Regions from separate parts of the Homo sapiens genome. Here all the other regions are linked to region 3. A link is a contact called in ENCODE Hi-C or POLR2A ChIA-PET data. All regions are on one chromosome and are shown on one strand. Each heading gives the region's core, a stretch centred on a gene start or an enhancer-like site at or near the end of the contact. The rest is flanking DNA. Distances are from core to core; before and after follow the strand shown.

The links. Hi-C counts contacts between places; a loop is a spot of excess contacts on that map. ChIA-PET counts read pairs that join two places held with the same protein, here RNA polymerase II (POLR2A). Pooled maps may share reads with other maps.
Region 1: a loop to region 3 is called in a pooled map, with 2.5 times the contacts of the local background. The contact joins two enhancer-like sites. A Hi-C loop is called at or near these places in 1 of 168 maps with a recorded cell type or tissue (naive thymus-derived CD4-positive, alpha-beta T cell), 5 of 37 single-sample maps with no recorded cell type and 11 of 50 pooled maps. POLR2A ChIA-PET finds 5 or more read pairs at or near these places in 3 of 52 experiments (OCI-LY7, activated CD4-positive, alpha-beta T cell and activated CD4-positive, alpha-beta memory T cell).
Region 2: a loop to region 3 is called in a pooled map, with 4 times the contacts of the local background. The contact joins two enhancer-like sites. A Hi-C loop is called at or near these places in 2 of 37 single-sample maps with no recorded cell type and 4 of 50 pooled maps.

What each region holds. Positions count from the first base shown.
Region 1 is chr2:20,377,495-20,380,944 of GRCh38, forward strand. No RefSeq gene overlaps it. Among named protein-coding and RNA genes, the nearest start is that of PUM2, 28 kb to the left of the region's middle. Within about 2 kb of position 1,742, at least 12 of the 41 ENCODE cell types and tissues checked have a DNase peak (open chromatin) inside an H3K27ac peak, as active enhancers do.
Region 2 is chr2:20,743,201-20,746,975 of GRCh38, forward strand. The region is part of intron 4 of LDAH (lipid droplet associated hydrolase); the gene reads right to left. Among named protein-coding and RNA genes, the nearest start is that of GDF7, 78 kb to the left of the region's middle. Within about 2 kb of position 1,676, at least 2 of the 41 ENCODE cell types and tissues checked have a DNase peak (open chromatin) inside an H3K27ac peak, as active enhancers do.
Region 3 is chr2:20,578,081-20,581,611 of GRCh38, forward strand. It overlaps a transcript of HS1BP3 not described here. Among named protein-coding and RNA genes, the nearest start is that of HS1BP3-IT1, 13 kb to the right of the region's middle. RefSeq lists enhancers at 454-1,966, 753-1,952, 931-1,260, 1,451-1,510, 2,337-2,898 and 1 more. Within about 2 kb of position 1,276, at least 33 of the 41 ENCODE cell types and tissues checked have a DNase peak (open chromatin) inside an H3K27ac peak, as active enhancers do.

The DNA of each region.
Region 1 (3,450 bases), core at 492-2,991, 200 kb before region 3:
TCAGGTGATCCACCCATCTTGGCCTCCCAAAGTACCCAAAAGTGTGAGCCACCGCAACCGGCCTACATTTTCCCATCTGCTGTGCCATGTTTCTATGTTGTTTTGGGGACTCAGAAATCCATTTCACATGCCCTCATATACAGATCATGAATTTGGTGGAAGCAATACTGGCGATAGGACAGCAACACCATGTCTTCTTATTCTACCATGAACATAATTATTTTCAAACCAGTCAATAACTTTGCTGGCTTCTTCAGGCAAATGAAGCTTTATATTTATTAAAAGCTCCTGGAATTTCATCAGCCAGATGGAATATTCACCAATGCAGAAAATGACGCATTTTTAAACTGTAATTTTTGTTGTCGTTCAGATAAGTGGCCAATCCACTCATCTGAATTTTCCACCAAATGCAAATAAAAACAATAATGAAGTAATAGTTCTGCTTAATGTGGTGCAACTGACATGATACAACTGTCCTGCCTACAACTGAAAATGTTCGAATTCCTTTCTCAGAATTCAGCTTTCAGGATTTTAGTCTTTTGGGGTTGTGATATTTAGGATTTTAGATGGTAGGGATTTTAGATCTTTCAGGATTTCACCATTTGCGATTATGGTGTTTGGGATTTTTTCTTTTGGGATTCTGATTGGCGCCATGCAGAATGCACTCCTGGGAAAAAAGTCTCAGACAGACATCCAAAGGTTGATTCGGCTGTTCTTTTGGGCTCAATGCCTACGGAAGGGAAGGGGAGGAAGCAGGATTGGGCAGATGGAGAAAGTGAGCTGCAGTACAGCTTCAACAGAGAGCCCTCTGACCCTCCCGGGAGCTGCAAAACTGGGACCACCCTGCAGAGTTGTGCCAGCCGGGGCAACGGGTCTGGGTCTTTGTGTTCTCACATTGATGGGTCACAGGATGTGGACCTTTCTGGGAAAGGAATGAGCTTGGGTGAGGGGCTCTCTGCAGTTGAGGAAACCCCTGGTTTTCTGCCGGCAGTGCTTCTAGCAGTTGGGAGAATAAACCCCTCATTCCTGAGGGGAGCCTTGGTGGCCCCTCGCAGTGTTTACCATGTTAAGTAAACATGGTAGGGTTGCTGAAGATTAGAGACGCCACAAAGAGGAGTGGGTTTGGGGAAGGCGATGAGCTCCATTTTGCACATAGTGAGTGTGAGGTGTTTCAGGGGCGTGCACGAGGGGTGTTCAGTGGATAACTTGGTGTACAGGTCTGAAGCTCTGGAGGGAGGTCAAGAATAGAACTACAGATTTAGCAAAAATATAAGGATTGGGTGGAAATCAGAGGAATGGATGGGACAGTTGGAGTCAGAAGGAGATGACACCTAAGTTGACCCATCTGGCAGCGGGTCCTCGGTGCAATCTCACAGGAGGAGGCAGCCGGATAAGATCAGCAAAGAACAGTGGCTCAGGAATTCCCAACTCCGTCAGAGCTATTGGTGATGAATGAGAGCCCTGGCCACACTCGCCCTCACAGAGCTCTCAGGGACCAATGTACAAATCAGGTGAAATATGCACTGCCCAGTGGGAAGCTGAATTGCCCGGGAATGAGACTGCTTCTCCCTACTTCTCGCCTGTCCATGTCCTTCTGTTTCCCCTTTGCCTTGACGCCCTCTCTCTCTCTCTCTCTCTGTCTTTCTCCTCTTTCTCCTCTTTCTCTCTGTCCAGTTCTTCTCTCTCCCTCTGTCCCTCTGGGCCCACTAGAGGGCGGCAGCCCCCAGTCCAGGCCTGGGCGTCCACCCTCCCAGCCTTTGCCTGGGCCTGGTGCTCCCGTAGGGAGCGGTGCCAAGATTGCTCTTGGGCCGTGAGGCAGCTCCTCTCCCAGGACTCTGTCCTGTCCTTATAGGGCTCTCGTGGGTGGGAAATACTGGGTTCAGTAGATAGGGCAGGAACGGCTGCTTCTTTGCCTGGCTTTGCTGAAGCTTGGAGGCTGTGGCCAGCTGTTCCTGCCTTGACAGATGGGAGAGGCCTGGCACCTACTCGAGGTCTCTGAGTTGACAATCACTTTCTCCTTCTTGCTCCTGGGGCTGTAGGGCCACGGAGCTTTCAGAAATCAGGACTTGGTCTTGTTCCCATCATTTGTGTCCCAGAGTGTTCTTAAAAGGATTTCTTTTTTCTTTTTTTAAAATTTTAAGTTCCAGGTACATGTGCAGGATGTGCAGTTTTGTTACATAGGTAAACGTGTGCCATGGTGGTTTGCTGCACCTATCAACCCATCACCGAGGTATTAAGCCACGCACGCATTAGCTATTTATCCGGATGCTCTCCCTCCCCCTGCCCACCCCACAATAGGCCCTAGTGTGTTTTGCTCCCCTCCCTGTGTCCATGTGTTCTCATTGTTCAGCTCCCACTTATAAGTTAGAACATGCAGTGTTTGGTTTTCTGTTCCTGTGCTGGTTTGCTGAAGATAATGGCTTCCAGTTCCATCCATGTCTCTCTCAGGGACATAATCTCATTTCTTTATATGGCTGCATAGTATTCCATGGTGTATATGTGCCACATTTTCTTTATCCAGTCTACCATTGATGGGCATTTGGGTTGATTCCGTGTCTTTGCTATTGTGAATAGTGCTGCAATAAACATACGTGTGCATGCATTTTATAATAGAATGATTTATATTCCTTTGAGTATATATCCAGTAATGGGATTGCTGGGTCAAATGGTATTTCTGGTTCTAGATTCTTGAGGAATCGCCACACTGTCTTCCACAATGGTTCAACAAATTTGCATTCCCACCAACAGTGTAAAAGCATTCCTATTTCTCCACATCCTCGCCAGCATCTGTTGTTTCTTGACTTTTTTTTTTTTTTATTTTTAGACAGAATCTTACTGTGTTGCCAAGGCTGGAGTGCAGTGGCGCGATCTCAGCTCACTGCAACCTCCACCTCCCGGGTTCAAGCGATCCTTCCACCTCAGCCTCCCAAGTAGCTGGGAGTACAGGCGTGTGCCACCTCGTCCAGCTAATTTTTGTAAGTTTTAGTAGAGACGGGGTTTCACCATGTTGGCCAGGCTGGTCTCAAACTTCTGACCTTAGTGATCTGTCCCCCTCGGCCTCCCAAAGGGCTGGGATTACAGGCATGAGCCATCGTGCGCAGCCTGTTTCTTGACTTTAATAATTGCCATTCTGACTGGTGTGAGATAGTATCTCATTGTGGTTTTGATTTGCATTTCTTTAATGATCAGTGATGTTGAGCTTTTTTTTCATGTTTATTGGCTGCATAAATGTCTTTTTCTGAGAAGCGTCTGTTCATACAGAAAGAATTTCTTGACACCAATATTGTCCAGGGTATCAAAGGCCCTGGGCTGCTCCACTCCACCTCATGCAGGACCCTCTCCCTGGGCTTCTTGCCAGGGTGTGTGAGGCCCCAGTGCTTCCTAAAAGGCCCATTGTGACCAGAGATCCAAGGAGCTACATCTGAGAAGCATGCATGGCTCTGTGTTGCT
Region 2 (3,775 bases), core at 426-2,925, 170 kb after region 3:
GATTCCATTTTCTCTCCTTTCTTAGCATGTCAGTTATACTTAAAAAAAAAAAATTCTTCTAGTGGTTGCCCTAGATTTTGCAATATCCATTTACAACTAGTCCAAGTCCACTTTTTTTTTTTTTTTTATTATACTTTAAGTTTTAGGGTACATGTGCACATTGTGCAGGTTAGTTACATATGTATACATGTGCCATGCTGGTGCGCTGCACCCCCAAGTCCACTTTTAAATAACACTATACCACTTTATAAGTAGTGTATCATACAAAAACAAAATAATCCTAAGTCTTCCCTCCTGCTCCTTGTGTTGTTGTCATTCATTTCACTTATATGTAAGCATACATATAACATATAAACATACAAAATCGAAAGCACTGTTGCTATTATTATTTTGAACAAACTTATCAGTTAGATCAATTAAGAATAAGAAAAATGAACATTTTAGTCTTTGTTTATTCCCTCTCTGATGCTCTTCTTTTCTTTATGGAGATCTGAGTTTCAAACCCCTATTATTTTCTTTCTGAGTTTCCTGGATCTGAAGTTTGATGTCTGACATTAATTTAAGAAATGTCTCTGTCATTATTGTTTGAAATATTTCTTGTTTCTTTCTCTCGTTCTTTTCCATCTAGTATTCCCCTTATGCATATGTTTCACCTTTTGTAGTTGTCCTGCAGTCCTTATTCTTTTTTTTTCTTTTCCCAGTCTTTTTCTTTGCTTTCCAATTTTGGAGGTTTATGTTGAGACATTCTCAGGCTCAGAGACTCTTTCTTCAGCCATGTTCAATCTACTGATAAGCCCATCAAAGCCATTTTTATTTTACGGTGTTTTTACTCTCTAGCATTTCTCTTTGCTTTTTCCTTAGGATTTCCATCTCTCTTCTTACATTGTCTACCTATTCTTGAATGATGCCTTCTTTATCTGTTATAGCCATTAGTATATTAATCATAGTGGATTTAAATTCCTCATCTGATAATTCCAGAATCCCTATCTGTCTGGGTCTGAAGCTTGCTCTATTCTCCTCAGATTTTTTTTTTTTTTTTTTTGCCTTTTGGTATGCCTGGTAATTTTTTCTTGGTAGCTGGACATGATGTACCAGGTAAAAGGAACTTTTATAAATCAGCTTTTAGCAATGTAGCAGTTAGGTGGGGGAAAGGGGAGGGGAGACATTCTATCATCCTATGATTAAGTCTCAGTCTTTTAGTAAGCATATGCCTCTGGTGTACAAACTTCTAAGTGTTTCCTCAGTATTCTTCTCCCCTCTTTGGTAGGACAGGATGGCTAGAGTTGTCTGGAGTTTAGTATTTCCCTTCTCTGATGCAGAAGGTTAGAGCTGACAAGAGTTAGGTATTTCCCTTCCCTTGGGTCAGGCTCTAATAATACCCCAGCAGGTTAGGATTTAGCTAACTAATTTCTCCTGGGGGCAGACCTTGTTAAGAAGAGCACAGTGCTCTGGCATATTTCAAAATGGTTCATTTCACCTTCCCCCTGCCAGAAGCACATAGGGATTTTTCTGCAATATTTACTTGGAGAATCTAATTGAGCTCATGTAGGTAAGTCTAACAAAATTGTGGTGTTTCCCCATGAGTGGGTCCTCCTGGAGTTTAAAACTTTCAGAGTTGTTCATACTGAACCTCCTATAATTCATCAATTACAGCTCAGGTTTTTCTACCATGGCACTGCTTCCTGTGGGGGTTTCTGTTTGTGACTGCATGCTCTAGTAACTTGTGGCTCTCGGTATTTGCCAGTCTGTCTCTCTAGTCTTTTGGGGACAGTGGTTTTCCCTGTGTCCTCCCCTATCCTGGGTCCGATAAGAATTGATTTCTCAGTTTGCTTAGCTTTTTACTTGTTAGGGTTGGAGTGGCAACTTCTAAGCTCCCTACATGTGGAACTGGAAACCAGAAGTCCTAATAATATTTCTGTATATGTCTTTTGGTGCATGTATGCATGTACTTCTGTTGGCTGTATCACTTCAAAGTAGAAACACTGGGTCATATAGTAGGCATATATTCATCTTTAGTAGATAATTACAAAGAGTTTTCCAAAGTAGTTCTACTAATGCTCTTGCAACAGTGTACAAGGCACACAAAGATTTCTATTTCTCCATATCCTTATCAACACTTGTTACATTTTGTTTTTCTAATAGACATCTTAACAGGTGTTAGGTGATATATCATTGTGGTTTTGATTTGCATTTCTCTGATAATTAGTGATGTTGAGCACCTTTTCATATACCTGTTGGTCATTTGCATTTTTTTTGAAGAAATGTCTATTCAAGTCCTTTGCCCATTTTTAAATTTCTAAGACAGTAGAATAGATTTCAAGTGTTCTTATCACAACAAAAGATAAGCATGTAAGGTACTGCATAAGTTACTTAGCTTGATTTAGTCATTCCACAATATATGCTTATTTCCAAACATCATATTGTACCAATCTATATACTTTCTATTTGTCAAATAAAAATATATATTAAAAAATAAGATATAATTGAGGCTAATAACTAATCAAGTAAATGACTGAGCATATGTATGTTAATTAGCTGTAATACATGATTTATAATAAATGATCATAACAATTTAAGCAATAAATAATAATTGAATCAAATATGTATGATGGTAGTAAGTCACAAGTCCTATGACGGGGCAGATAAAATAATAAAAGAGGACTAGAAATTGCTAGGGGTGGTGGGATAGTTTTAAATAGGGTGTTCAGGAAAGGCTTTGATGAAAGGTGACATTTGTGCAAAGGCAGTTAGGGGGTGAGCTAAGAGATGCTTGGAAAAATAAATTTTGTGGGGAGAGGGAAGAGCATGTGCAGAGGCCATAGAAAGCTAAAGTGGTGTGTTTGAGTAAGAGCCAGGTGAACAGTATTGCTGGAGCAGAGTACTTGAAGAAGAGAGCAGTTCAAGTGTTTACTAAAATGTCCTCAATGATTTAAAGAATATAAATGATTAATTCAGTTAATACCAAACTAGAAGAATGTACCACACAGATTCCAGACTGGTTATGTAACCCATAGTACATAAGGAACTTCAGATTGATCAAATCAGCTGGCAGAAACAGGAAACAATCCATTACTTTTATAAACGATCCTTTACTGTGACCCATGTTAAGCAAAACTGCATGTAAGGGAAACTCTAAAAATATATAAGCAACCACAGGGTTATATTTGATTGATCTATATCAATAACAAATTGAGAATTAAAATGCAGTCTGAAATAATGGGAATGGACCAAAACAATAAGGAAGTTCTAATATGTACATTGAATGCGTCACTGCCTTGTAAAAATATAAGAAGACCAAAGACCTTATCACAACTAATACTTAGTTGATGAGACTGGTTTTCCTCTCTTGCCTTTGGAGAACAACAATTATTACCTGCTGGGTGACACTTTTCCTAGATATTGTAATGATAATTTCAATGAAATTTGCAGTCCAAATTTGATAAATCACAGTAATAAAAATTTTTCATTCTTCATATTGGTAAAAAAAAAAATCACCTAAGTCAAGGAAGTATGCCTAATTTGATAACACAGCTGTGTGGTGAAGGTTTCCAAATCTGTGTACACGACCAAACATTTTCTTATGTTACTATCTCATTAAAAAAAGAACTCCCATGTTAGCCAATTCATTCTATCCTAAGAAAACATTTTCGCATATTTCACATTCTCTTCTGTTATCTACCAGAATGAACTTTTGATAATGAAGCACAACCGTGTTTTCTTGAACAGTACAGGAAGGTAAATATGCACACTGGGAATTTTTATACTGGATACATTT
Region 3 (3,531 bases), core at 26-2,525:
TCCAAGCTGCATCATGTCCCCTCAGGCAACTTGCTGATCCCTGGCAAGGGGTGCAGGAAGCAGGCTCACGTGGCTGTGCCCTTGAATCAGGGCTCGGGAGAGTGGCACAGGGTGGGGGTGGGAACAGCCTCTCTTGACCAGTGCCTAGCGTCCTACCTGTGGCTCCTAAGTGGCTCCAGGGCTGCCCTCAGAGGCGGGATGGGATGCAGTCTTCATAGGAGGGGACTTGGTCTCCATGGTTTTCAGGGCAGAGCCCCACACCTATTACCTGGGCCCTGAGGCTCTACCCTAGCATGTCTCTCTGGGCTGTCCTCTGAAAAGTTGCTCACCATGGTAACCAACCAGAAGTAGAGCCCCAGCTGAGGGCAGTGATGACACCATCTTTGGCCCTTGGACAACCGGGGCAGTTCTTGCCCGGAGGCTCTCGCAGGCAGCCCCACACACCACCTATATCCCGAGGAAAGATGGGCATTCCCAAGGAACATGTTCAGGCCAGACCCTCTGGGAGGTGAATAAGAATAGATGCCCAGCCAAGAACCTCTTCAAAGCTCAAGAGGAATGAAGAGAAGAGAGAGGACCACCATTCACTGAGGGCTGGCCATGGGTGAGGCACTGGGCGTAGGCAATCTCCTACATGCTCATGACAGCCCTGGGAGCAGTACTGCCACCTGCACTGGACAGGGGAGGAAACTGAGGCTCAGAATGGGAAAGTAATTTGCTCAAGGCCAGAGTCCCTGGGTGTGTAGCTGTGACTCTGGAGCCATGCTCTGTATCAACCAGTGGGGTGTACATGAAACATCAACAGTAACAGCAATGTCCAGGTTCAAAACATTAAAAATAGCCTCAGTACTACAAGGCTTTCTGTTTCTGAAACCTCTGTTGAAGGCAGCCAAGTGGAAAGTCAGGCGGTGTCCCCTCCCAAGCCTCACAGGCTGAGCCAGGTTTGGTGGCCACTGAAGCCCTTGACTTCCTTCCGGTCTCAGGTCAGTCCTCCCTGGGGCACTCCTAATATGCTCATCTGGAGGCTTCTGTTAAGTCCAGGAAACTCTACAGGACACAGCTGAGGCTGGGCGGCCACCAGACACGTGCTGTGTCCAGAGAGAACAAAGCGGGGGTTTCCCTGGGTTCCATGAGCACAGGAGCCTTTTCCTCCAGGCTGGCTCCATCCGAGCTGGCTGAGGGTTGGCGGCAGCTGCCCAGCATCTATAGGGTGCCTCCGGGAACTGTCTCAAGGCCAGAGCATCCAGCCTCCTGGCTGTTAGTGGGCCGTGAGCCTACCGGGACTTCGAGAGACAGGGCTTCCCCAGATCCAGCCTGATGAGATCATCTGCCATTTCAGGCTGGGCTGAAAGATCCTCCGGCACAACAAAGCTGGGCCCAGGAGATATCCTGCATGACTCATCAGTTGGCCATGCATTGGAGACTTCCGGCCCTCAGAGAAACCAGACACAGAGAGCCATTGTTTGCCTTGGAAGCCCCCCGGCATACCAGGCTCAATGGGGTCATTTGTGTTTTCTCCCTAGTCCTCCATAACCCATACTCTTTCTGGGAGGTGGGGGCCCACTGAGCTGCCTGGGACCCTGTGACAAGAGGAAAACCAATACCAAGTCACCTACCCACAAGTCCCACGGGAATACCCTCCCTCCAGGACCAGGGCCTGGCTGGGAAGCAGAAAACCTGGGTTCTGAGCCATGGTTTAAGTCTCCAAGACTCACTGATTCTTCTGTCTTCATTTTTCAAATGGAGAAAATCATTCAAAAAAGACAAAGCTATTGTGAGGATGACCTAACGTAAGGCACATAAAGTTCCAGGCTCAGGCCTTGCACCTACAAAGGTTCTGCATGTGATCTTTCCTTCCCACTTCTCTCTTCCTCCTGCCTTTAAAATGTAAGTGAAAATGTTTTGTTTGTGGATCTGTTTCTATCCTAATCTACATACCCTTATCTAGGGCAGAAACTCCCTGAACTCATACCCACAGTCTACCCACAATTTGGCCCACACCCAGGGACACAGCCCCAAGGGGGCAAGGACTGGAGCAGAGGGCACACAGCCTAGTGGCTAAGCTGGGCAGAGATGCAAGAATAAGCAAGGCAAGGCTGAGGGCCTGCCCCTGGGTTTCAAACAAGCTGGAGGCCTTTAGAAACTTCCAAGGGGGAAGCTGAGTGTGGTGGCTCATGCCTGTAATCCTAGCACTTTGGGAGGCCGAGGCGGGTGGATTGCCTCAGCTCAGAAGTTCGAGACCAGCCTGGGCGACACAGTGAAACCTCGTCTCTACTAAAATACAAAAAATTAGCCAGGCGTATCAGTGTGCACCTGTAATCCCAGCTATTCAGGAGGTTGAGGCAGGAGAATTGCTTGAACCTGGGAGGTAGAGGTTGCAGTGAGCCAAGATTGTGCCACTGTACTCCAGCCTGGGTGACAGAGCGAGACTCTGTCTCCAAAAAAAGAAAAAAAAAGAAAAGAAACTTTGGTGGGGTGGGGAAGCAAAAATTAATTTGTTAAAAGGAATCAAAGGTTATAAAAAGAATTCACAGAAAGGGAAATCTAAATGACTAACAAGTTCATGAGGATGTTGTCAACCTCGCTAGTTATCAGAGAAATGCAAATTAAAACAGTGAGATTCTCCTTTACACTTATGAGATTGGCAAAAATTACCAAGTCAGATAATATCAAGTGCTGACAAAGAAAGTGGGGGTAAAAGAAACCCTCAGGAGCTGCTGGTGGAAGTAAACACCCAGGCAGACAAGTGATGAGCAACCTGGAAGTTATTCTTGAAAATCAATATTTAAGTTCAGTGTGCATGGACCATGTGAACAAGAGTCCCATGCCTGCTGAACTCACACCACGGATATTGGCCCAGACCCAAGGATACCACTGCTGAAGGCACAGCCCCAGGTTAGTGTCCCATGCAGATGCCAGCTTGTCAGGCATGCACTCCAGGCAACATCCTTCCCAAAGAGCAGGCTGTCTTCCGCAAAAGTTGGAAAACAGGCCCCAGTGCAGGCTCTCACACCCGGCCCAGCTCCAGTCCTCAGTCTCAGAGCATGCCCACTGTTCAGCTGCTGCCTCTGGCCTGATGGGGGCTTTGGATCAGTGTTCTGATCTTGGAGAAGTCAAGACATCCACTCCCTCTCCAAGCTCCAGCCTGACATTCCGAAGCCTTCCATTTATCTCACTGTCTGTATTAGTGTTCTATTTAGTGTTCTATTGTTACATTAAAAATTACCACAAACTTAGCAGCTTAAAACAACAAATATTTATTTCTTTTTCTTTTTCTTTTCTTTTTTGAGACAAAGTCTTGCTCTGTCACCCAGGCTGGAGTGCAGTGGTGTGATCTTGGTTCACTGCAATCTCTGCCTCCTGGGTTCAAGCAATTCTCCTCCCTCAGCCTCCCAAGTAGCTGGGATTACAGGCGTGCACCACCATGCCTGGCTAATTTTTGTATTTTTAGTTGAGACAGGGTTTCACCATGTTGCCCAGGCTGGTCTCAAACTCCAGACCTCAGGTGATCTGCCTGCCTCAACCTCCCAA